Linked DNA regions of Homo sapiens: all the other regions are linked to region 1. Evidence: chromatin contacts called from ENCODE Hi-C or POLR2A ChIA-PET data. All regions are on one chromosome and are shown on one strand. The core of a region is the stretch at or near the end of the contact, and the rest is flanking DNA. Distances in the headings are between cores, read along the strand shown. Region 1 overlaps LPP (LIM domain containing preferred translocation partner in lipoma). Region 2 overlaps LPP (LIM domain containing preferred translocation partner in lipoma). Region 3 overlaps LPP (LIM domain containing preferred translocation partner in lipoma).

The links. Hi-C counts contacts between places; a loop is a spot of excess contacts on that map. ChIA-PET counts read pairs that join two places held with the same protein, here RNA polymerase II (POLR2A). Pooled maps may share reads with other maps.
Region 2: a pooled map shows a loop between it and region 1 (6-fold over the local background). The contact joins two enhancer-like sites. A Hi-C loop is called at or near these places in 7 of 50 pooled maps.
Region 3: a pooled map shows a loop between it and region 1 (7-fold over the local background). The contact joins two enhancer-like sites. A Hi-C loop is called at or near these places in 5 of 50 pooled maps. POLR2A ChIA-PET finds 5 or more read pairs at or near these places in 3 of 52 experiments (H1, PC-9 and activated T-cell).

The regions. Positions count from the first base shown.
Region 1 is chr3:188,167,966-188,171,265 of GRCh38, forward strand. The region is part of intron 1 of LPP (LIM domain containing preferred translocation partner in lipoma); the gene reads left to right. Among named protein-coding and RNA genes, the nearest start is that of FLJ42393, 8.9 kb to the right of the region's middle. Within about 2 kb of position 2,031, at least 8 of the 41 ENCODE cell types and tissues checked have a DNase peak (open chromatin) inside an H3K27ac peak, as active enhancers do.
Region 2 is chr3:188,321,231-188,324,643 of GRCh38, forward strand. All of the region lies in intron 2 of LPP (LIM domain containing preferred translocation partner in lipoma), which reads left to right. Among named protein-coding and RNA genes, the nearest start is that of FLJ42393, 140 kb to the left of the region's middle. Within about 2 kb of position 2,006, at least 4 of the 41 ENCODE cell types and tissues checked have a DNase peak (open chromatin) inside an H3K27ac peak, as active enhancers do.
Region 3 is chr3:188,389,683-188,393,156 of GRCh38, forward strand. All of the region lies in intron 3 of LPP (LIM domain containing preferred translocation partner in lipoma), which reads left to right. Among named protein-coding and RNA genes, the nearest start is that of LPP-AS1, 180 kb to the right of the region's middle. Within about 2 kb of position 1,314, at least 18 of the 41 ENCODE cell types and tissues checked have a DNase peak (open chromatin) inside an H3K27ac peak, as active enhancers do.

The DNA of each region.
Region 1 (3,300 bases), core at 781-3,280:
TTTCCCAAGTAGTGGTTTATTGTTTGTGTTTCTCTTTATATGGATTGTCATATGACAATATTTAGAAATAGTCTGGGCTGAAGACGCTTGATATAAAAGGGCTAAAAATGTTTAATGTTTTGAGCTGCTTAAATTTATTTATTTGTGCATTCATTCATTCTCTCAGTCTTTATTGAGCTACCTACTCCGTGCCAGGCACGTGCTGCACATACTATGAAGAAAAAAATAAATGAATGAAAACAGTGACTTCCAACCTCTTCATTTAACATGTGTGATAGTTGAAGTCTAGAAAAGTGAGGTTAATTACCCAGGGCCGTACAGCTTGTTCAGTAGCAGAGCCAACCATTTATTTGAACAGTAATGATTTTAAATGTTTTGTGTCCATAGCCTTTTAAACCATGGCGACATCCTGGAAATTTCAGTATTGTGATGTTAAAGAACATCTCTAAACTGTGTCTACGTTGAAAAATCAGAGTCCTGATTTTTGGTTTAGAAAACATGGTCACCTGGTTCTTCAGTTGTAAATATAATTCCTTCCTAGACCTCTCTAATGCTTAAGTCTAAATTCATTCTTAAATGAATAAACTTAATATTAAAATAAGATCAGGAAGTAAATCCCAAGCCAAGCATTTCAGACCAGTTGTGAACCTCTTTTGACATGTTTTTGGTAAATGAGAAGAACTGATGACATATTTCCCTATCAAATAAAATAGACAATTTAGATTTAATAAGGCAGTTATCTTCAGGTAATAAAAATTCAACTAACTTGCCATAACTATCTTGTTTAAAGTCAATTAAGAGCCTCATATTTCTCACTTGCTGGGTAAAATTTAATAGAACTTCAGTTAAGCATTTATTGCTTATTTAATTCAAAATTAAGTTAATCACCACAGTTGGTAACAACCACTGAGTATTTAATTAACATTCAGCAAACTATCTTATTAAGTCTAAATTAGATACAGACAAGTCTTGTTTATCCCCATCAGTTTGCAAACACCACCTCCCCCACCTCCCATCCCAAGGGGCCTTTGGTTTTCCTACAGTTTTCCTTTTTTGATTCATCATTTTTATTTTCTTCTACTTAAGACTTCACTTGGGTGAAAGAGGAGAAGAGGCAGCAGTCCATCATGTTATAGAAACTTTGGGCTCGTAGTATAACTGAGAAACTTTTTCAATCTTTTCTTTTTTCTTCAATCCTATTCTATTAACATTTCGTTTTTCAAAAGGTATTGAGCACATTCTCTGTGAGAGGCTTCTTTTAAACCCTAAGGAAGCTATAAAAGAGGTCATTCTGACATATTTGGTTTTATTTTCTCATCCTAGAAATGAGAGGATTGGGTTTAGTTTATCCGTGTAACACGTATTATTGGCTTGCAGTGTGTAAGGCACTTAGCTGAGTGTTTGGATACACCTTGATTCAGACAAGGCCCCTGCTCTTAAAGAGGACACAGACCAGTGTGAAAGCTGCAAAGTTCAGCTGTAGGAACATGAAGGTCCTTTAGAATGCTGTGATTCTGTAAGACAGTATTTCCCAAAGTGTTAAGGCTGTTTTATTAAGAAAAGGGTCCTGTAGCCAAGTAAGTTTGGAAAAGTCCAAGTTAAACAAAATTAAGGAAATTTCAGTATTGTGTATCTTTACCATGGGATTTTGAGACTTTAATAAACGAATGCGCATTCTGACCTCCCGGAAGGTTTGTTTCCCAAAGTTATTTGATCATAGAACCCCTGCACCCCACTACTACCCTTTGTACCAGAGCATTTCCTGGGTTCAGTGATGTAATATGCTTTGGGGAAAGCTGCTGTGGGCCGTGGACCCTGGCCACGAACCTCCCACAGCCCAGAAGGGGTACTCAGACATTCACCCTAGTAACTATGATACAGGGTCAGAATTCTACTTTGTCTGAAAGTTGTGCACATAGAGTGGGTGATTTTAGACATAGAGTCTTTTAACTGGAGTGGAGGGTATGTAACCAGGACAGCCTTTCCTCATGGAGGAGCGCTGGGTCTAGCGGGAGATAGACTGTGTAGGCAGAGAGGCCTGGAGGGTTGCCAGAGCATCATCGGGAACAGAATAACAGTGAAATTCTGACATGGCTGATTTGGTGGAGACTCCCTAACACATTGATATAATGTAGACCAATTTTTATTATAGCCTGAATATGGAGAGGTAAGAGGCAATGAATTTTTTGGCGCAGAACTTTCTGCCTTCGGCTTTGTTCCAACTGCGTGACTGCCCATCTGCAGAAGTGATTGTTGATTCACGTCTGTAAGACATTTTCATTCTCATGCTTTGTTTGGGGCAGAGCCTCTGCCTTGTGAATCACTCTTATGAGAGGGAGTCTCAGTTTCTTTTCTTTTCTTTTCTTTTTTTTTTTTTTTTTTTGAGAGGGAGTCTCGCTCTATTGCCCAGGCTGGAGTGCAGTGGTATGATTTCGGCTGACTGCAACCTCCGCCTCCCAGGCTCAAGCAATTCCACTGCCTCAGCCTCCTGAGTAGCTGGGATTACAGGTGTGTCCCACCATGCCCAGCTAATTTTTTTGTATTTTTAGTAGAGATGGGGTTTCACCACGTTGGCCAGGCTGGTCTCAAACTTCCAACCTTGTGATCTGCCCGCCTCGATCTCACAAAGTGCTGAGATTACAGGTGTGAGCCACCATGCCCAGCCGAGGGAGTCTCAGCTTCTTCATCAACAGCATCATTCTAGTCAGTCTAGTTTCCGTTTACCTTGTCATCTACCACTTCCTCCAACTTACCTTCCCCCCAGCTTCTCTTATTCTGGTGAATCACCTGTGTCTTCATTTTTCATTCTTATTCATCTGAATCATCTTCTTCATCTAAGGCAAGGTACCCTTTTATATCTTCCTGGAAAGACATCTACTTCATTTAAAATAATGCTACCAATTTCCTCCCCTCTGGTAGCAACCAGCAGATGGAACATGCTAGATGAGGTAGAGGATAATCTACAAATCTGGTCTGCCATATCATGGGAGATTTCACGTAACAGTGAATTCTTTCAGAGCCTCTCAGCAATACCTTCCTTGTTTTTCATATCTGTATCAAAAGGAACACTGGCAAACCTGGGTTGTATTTCTCATTCCATTTTGGGCTTGAATTTTTCTGAGTCTGAGTCTCAGTTTATCTGTGTATGAAACGTTAGGGTTACGCTATGTGTACTCTCAGGGCCTTTTAACTAGAAAATGTTGAATTTGAATGTTTACTAAGTCAACACAAGCTGCAGTCACCCTGGATTGCTTGATCCTCCATGTACTTTTGAGCCTGGCAGTATGAGGAAACTCCTGC
Region 2 (3,413 bases), core at 756-3,255, 150 kb after region 1:
GGTGGGAGATGTGCTGTATAATATGGCAGCCACTAACCACATGTGGCTGTTGAGCACTTGAAAGGTGGCTAGTGCCACATGTTGAAAAATAATATTTTGGATATATTTGTAAAATAATTTTTTTCAATGAGCCTTTTGAAATGTGGCTACTAGAAAATTTTAAATGGTGTATGTGGCTCCTATGATAATTCTATTGGATGGTGCTGGCTTAGAGCCTGGGAAGAACATGGATCAGAGTCAATTGACCTTGTGTTCTCCCCTGAGTTCTAATAATATTGTCATTAAAAGGAGAAGCTTCAACAGCCATAATTTTCATTTTAAAAAGTCTAATTCAGAAGAATTGGCTCATTTTATATTATTGCTTGGACTGGAGAAAAATCTGACATTTGGTATTTTCATAATTGAGAACATAACTTGCTGACTTAAAAAAAAAATCACAACATTTTGTGCTTGGCCTTAGGTACCAGCCTTTGAGCTCTTTGAAAATAGGGATTGGGTCTTTTTCTCTTTCTACCATCCTTTTTCCCCCAAAACCACACACTAACACGTAGAAGATGGTTAACTGGCATTTGTTGAAAACCAAAATAACTTTAAATAGAGAAAACTTTGTGAAGCTACCTTGTATTTATGGTTGGAAGAGTGAAATACCTTTATAAGGCATCCCATTTTCTTAAGATAGCCAGCAAAAATGAAGAACATTGATCCAAGTGTTTATTTACTTATTGATTTAATTACCATTCTCATCAGGTGTCCCTGTCATCTCAGCTTATGATAAGGAATCTTTTCAAGATGCTTCACCTCATCACTCTCTAGGTAAAGGGGGACAGAAAAGGATGCTGCTTACATATACGAATCCCCATCTTTGCTCAGATATTATGTCTAAGGGCCTAAGGACTGGATAATCTTATTTTTTCTGTGGCTTGATCCTTTCCAACATTTAATCTATGGAGGTTGTGAGGATAACAATGAAAAGGCAAGTTTAAGCTTGGACTGTAGATACTTTTCACTGGGTGGTTTTATTTTATTATGCTTCATTGTGAACCAGAGCCTCTGTGAACATATGACTTATAGGCCCTCAGGCTTCCACTGTGTCCCTTTCCCTGATTCGTCCTTCTTCACTGCATGCCCTGGTGTTGGGTGAGGGAGCAGGCTTTATGTGATGTCATTTTCTCAGAGCCCTGAGCTGGGAAATTCAAGAGTCTCCATGATTCCTAGTTAGGCATGGAAGAGACCCTAACTGGTCCCTCAGGAACATGTTTGGTTGGTCAGAGGTAACTCTTATAGAATCTATGATGGCTTAGTCGTTCACTCTTCCTAGAAAAGACCTCTTTAAAAAGGCCTTTTGGTTATATACGGCCTGAGTTTTAAGTAATATTTGCAATGTTGATTCTCTGGTAGAAGAGAATGAAAAGTTGTGAGTGCTCTTGGAAGAGTGCCGGACAGCTGTAGTGATGGGAAAAGTATTGGCCTTGGAGTCAGACCTGTGTTTACTTCCTGGCTCTGCTATTTTCTAGTTGTATGACTCTATGCAAGTAACTTCTCATCTCTGAGCATTAATTTCTTCACCTGTTTGACATAGACAATGTCTGCCTCACAAAGTTGTGATATGTTAATGTATGTGGGATACCTATCTCAGGACCCAATACTTAGTCTTTATAAAACACTAAATGAATTGGTTTTCTCATGTATGTCTTATGGTTTTGCTGGTGATGGACCAATAGTCATCTTCCATCTTCACTTTAGAGGTGGGGGAAAAGGGCATTAGAGTGATTGTGTGGTAAAATCCACTCTAATTCTAGCTGTGAGAAAAAGAGCGGTGAAAATGTGGTAAGCAATTGCTTCTAAAAAGCTTGGACTAAAAGCGCTTGATGGATTTGTGCTGGCTTCCCGGTAGACTCATCTCTGTACTGCCCGCACAGCACAATTAATTGTTGTTACTAGAGAAGGAACAAATAAAGAAAAGAGAGAGAGCAGACATAAAAACATCCTTTCATCTTTCTGAAGACAGTCCCCTTTGTCAGATCAGTGGAGCTGTACCTGTGAATCACCTTGGGAAAGCACAGTGTGGGTAACTAGAAGGAAGGTCTTGTGGCTCATTTTGTACCCACTTCCTGGGCTGGGGAAATATCTAAACTAACCTTTCTTACTTGTCAATATCTACTACCGTTCACCATGCATCTTCACAGATGAGGGCCTCTTTCTCACATCTTCACTCCAAACACATTACTGTGTAGACAGCCACTTATTTTCTGGGAAGAAAACTTTGCAAAGCAGTAGCAGAATAAAGTCGAGGGTAAACAGAGGCCATGGAAAAGCACTAGAGTTTGAGTGCAGAGACATGAGTCTGAGCATGAGCAGTGAATAGCTCATGAAACACTCAAGTTGCATTCTCCTTATGTGGAAATAAAATAAGTCATGGTTGTTCTATGCACGTGGCACCTGACCTTGGGTCCTTATTGCTATGCTGCTAGAGTCTATGAATCAAGATTTGCCAGTTGTGATCTTGAAATTTAGTCAGATTAAAAGGGAACTCTGACTTTGAGGGTGAATGCCCCAAGTGGGCATCTTATTCTCCTATGGATTCAGCTTGTTAGGCAGAATGGAAGTGGAGGTCATAGATTTTAGGGTTTTCTCCTGGGATTGAATCCAGCTGAAGCAGGAATGATTCTGGGTGAGCTATATAACGTCTCTGAGCATTAGTTTGTCATTTTCTTACATAGGAATAGAGTTATTGCCAGATTTGGAGATAGTACATGTTGCAATGTGGTTGACACAGAATAAGCTTTCAATAAATGATTGGTATTGTTGTTGTTGTCGTTATTATCTATAACTACAATAATTTCCCTAGCCTTATTTTATAGGGATAGGTTGTGGCAACATGAAATGTGACTTGGAAAACTGATTTGCACTAGATAGATAGAAACCATGTTTTTCTATCTATATAATGAACAATGTCATTTAAGAAAGCTTAGAGGCAATTCCACCAGCACCATCTTCTTTTTTATTTCCATTCCTAGATTATTTGCCCTCAAGTCTTTGGTAATTTCTTTTTGCCACATCTCTTGAATGTTTCTTCTTTACTATATTCCATCTATTATTACCATAAGTCCAACGTTCATCACCTCCTGCTCCACTGTTGTTCCTGTCTCCTGGCTCTCCTAGAGCCTTGGTTCTCAAAGTGTCATTCACAGAGCAGCAGCATCACCCGAAATGCGTCATCTCAAGATCTACCAAGACCTCCTGAAGCATGAGGCATGTTCACCCCCGTGTTGTAGGACCTCCATATAACTCATTTAACTACTTCTCCTGCTCAGAGTACATGCTTGGCCAGTGCGTGTTTGTTCTGCCTCCAGAATGTTTTCTGACTCTGATTGCTATCATTACTTCTTTTGAATCTACCTAAATTCAAGTTA
Region 3 (3,474 bases), core at 64-2,563, 220 kb after region 1:
GGAGAATCACTTGAACCCGGGAGGCAGAGGTTGCAGTGAGCCAAGATTGTGCCACTGTACTCTAGTCTGGGCAACAGAGTGGGACTCCGTCTCAAAAAAAAAAAAAAAAAAATGGGACTCCGTCTCAAAAAAAAAAAGAAAAGAAAAAAAGAAAGAAATCTGGGTGAGTTGTTGCCTGAATCTTGTCTGAACCTGCCTATCCCCTCTGGGTCCTGAAATCTAACTGTGGGTGAGATCTGCCTTTGCATTTCTGTTCATCCAGGTGAGCAAACCTGGAGTTTGGCCTCACTCTGTCCAATTGTGTTCCTTCCAAGAGATAAAACTGAGAAAGTGGTAAAGTCACTTGCATAAGCCACTTTCAGATCCATAGAGGACCCACAGCATGAGATTCTGACTGTTATTATTACAGAGGTAGAAGCGTCATTTTCTTGGAGCTGTGTCTCCGTGTCTTTGGTGTGCCACAGTCACAGGCCTGCTCCTGCCCCTCCCTGCAATCTTTCCATTGTTGTGTGTGGTACAGGAACTGAGACAATTATGACAGAGCCGAGCTGGTTTCTCTTCTCTTTTGGACATCATTGTTTGTCACAATTCTGATCACCATTTCTTCCTCTAGATCACAAAATTGTAAAATCACTGCTATATTTACATTTTCTTTTGCTGCCTGGGCTTTAAAAAGTACTATTTATAGCTTTCCTTTGAAATTCCTTTATTAATAGTCTTCCTTCACATGTATATCACTCTGCTATTTACAAAATGCTCTTACGTTTAGTATTTCACTTGATCAGCATAAACACCCATGGGATAAGCTAGGCAGGATTGTTGTCTCCATTTTACAGGTGAGGAAATTAAGGCTCAGTGAGGCCTGGAAGGCCCTGGCCTGCAGCCACTGCTGGACCGGGTGCCAGAACTGGGTTTAGACGTCTTACTAGATCTCTCTTGCTGTTTTTCTTTCCGTCTACAAAAACTCCTTCTCATTTATGAGTTTCAAAGATTTTCTTGTCTGACACATAAGGAAATTAGTGGCTTTTCTTGAGAGATCTAAGCATTACTGCATTTGCCTAATATTTCTTTTACTATACCTATTGGTCTGAGTACTTTAAGAGAAACCAGTGTCTGTAAATAATCTTCCTTCTTGTCAGACATGGAGGCAGAAATTTTCCAAGAAGAGAGAGACCCTGAAGACACTGTTTGTTCTCTGCTGTTCTTAACAAGTACTGCAACCACAATTTTGGATTTTTCTCCTCGAGGCTTTCTAGTTGTAGGCTGCCACAGAATACTTCGGGGTCACAGATTCCTATTCCCTTTTAAACTGTATCGGGCATGTGTGTTATGTGACCTTTGTGTTCTGACCTTCAGATTTAGGGAACTGAAGATTTAGGAAGTCTTGTTAGGACTTAAATCCAAGTAAATTCCCTCATGAGTACAAAGACTCATCTGTGGAGGTGTGGAATGTTGGAGAGAAAGGGACTTTCATTCATCTAGCCCCCTGGGTTAGAAAACAGGGCTGGTGAGTGATAGAGCTGAGGCTAGCGTGCGGAGATCAGACTAGATTCGGCTTTCTGCTGGCTTCCTCCATATCACTCAGTACTTCTGGAGTTGTAGCATGCCTCTTCCCCCTGGACTGGGAGCTTTGAGAGGGACGGCACTGGGTGTGCTCTGTGCACGGCTCTTCTAGAGGTGATCCAAGTGCTTTGCATAGGCACTCAGGATTTATTTGCTTGATGAATTTGAACCTGTCTGTTGTTGATAAAATATCATTATTGCCCATAAGGATCTTGAGGGAGTTTGTAAGGATCTTGAGGGAGTTTCAGTCAGGATTCACTATAGGAAACAAACCACTTTAGATATTTTAAGTGGAAGGTACTTAATACAGGGTGTTTCACAGAAGTAATTAGATGGACTGCATGGAGCAGAATCGAGGCTGTCTCCAGAAATGAATCACAAAACTGCACAAAATTATTCCATTTTCTACAATCAAGCAAGACAAAAATGGTGAAGCCACCATGGGAATTACTGAGTTCAGTGATACATCACAAAACTTGTGAAACAGAGATCAAAAGCCATAGTCAGAATGATGGTAGCTGGACACTGAGACATGAGTCCAGCTACTTACTCTTTTTGTCACGGCTGCTTTTTGACAGCCACCAAGCTGAAGACTCAATATGAGAACACAGATGCTGAAAAACCCCATGTCTGTGTCACCATTCTTCTAACAGAAAACAGGGCAAACAGCAGAAACATGTCTTCCATCTTACTTTTGCCTTTCAAATATCAAGCCAATTACATATATTTTGGCAGAATTTCTTTTGCAATCAAACCTTACCTGCAAGACAGCCTGTGCAATATGGGAAGTTTGAGTGTCGATCTACCATATCCACCACATTAAGGGTGATGGTTTTCATATTTCGGGCATGTCTTCCATAAGGCTTTGTGTGTAGTAGATATTAAGTTGGAACCAGAGTAACAATTACGTTCTATTACATCTCTACTTGTCAGTGTAGTTAATTATATAACAGAATGGACTGCAACAGTTTTACTTTAGGGAATCCCTAAGGGGGAATTCCTATTTATCAGAAAAATGCTGTAAGGAGGGAAGACCCTGAGGTGGGAGAGTATTCTAAACTGTTTTGGTTTCAAACATCTTGGAAAGTACTACATGGAGACATGCGATATTATAACATATCAGTGCTTACCATGTCTGGGGGGAGTTCTGTCTTAAAAAAGCTTGCCTACCTTCTATGCTGTTGCTCCCTCGCTGCACTGTTTTGACCCCACTTTCCTCCTCACCAGCCAAATACAAGTTTTGCAATGAGAATTAATGTAAAATGGTTTCTTTATAACAAACTAAATAGGCTTATTCTTAAAAGGAAACATAGAGGTTGTTAAACCGTTGTTTTCCCTACATTTCATGCAATCACAGTACAACTCACAGGTCAGTTATTCTTGAATTTTAACCAAAAATTTCTAAATTGTCTTGACAATAAACAGGCAAAATAGGTAAAAGAAATTTCCAAAACAAGCAGAATGAGCAACTGGGACCATCCTGGCCAGATACTGAGGTGCATTTATAAGGCAACCTTGATTGAAAAAGGAGGTGGTCCTGGAATAGATGGGAGGCCACTGCAGTAACAAAACCCACCCAGACACAAGGCAACTGCACGTGGAATTAATAGGCCATAAAAGAACCACCTTGAAACATTCCGAAATGTTGAGCCTTCACTGAATTCTTCTGACTTTTCCCTCAACTCTGTGTAACCCCAATTTAGAAATGTGAAATAGTTGTTAGTAATCCCTTCCACCTTTACATTGTACCCTAGTGAGTGCATTTGGATGTATTTTAGACACATTTTTTTTTTTCCTGCTCCAAATTAAGAATCAGGCAACATATTGTCCTTCTAGTACTTGTAACCAAGTATATATTATAAAATCACTGATAATCTCGTATGTGTGGGGTCAGGTGTTAAAGATATAATT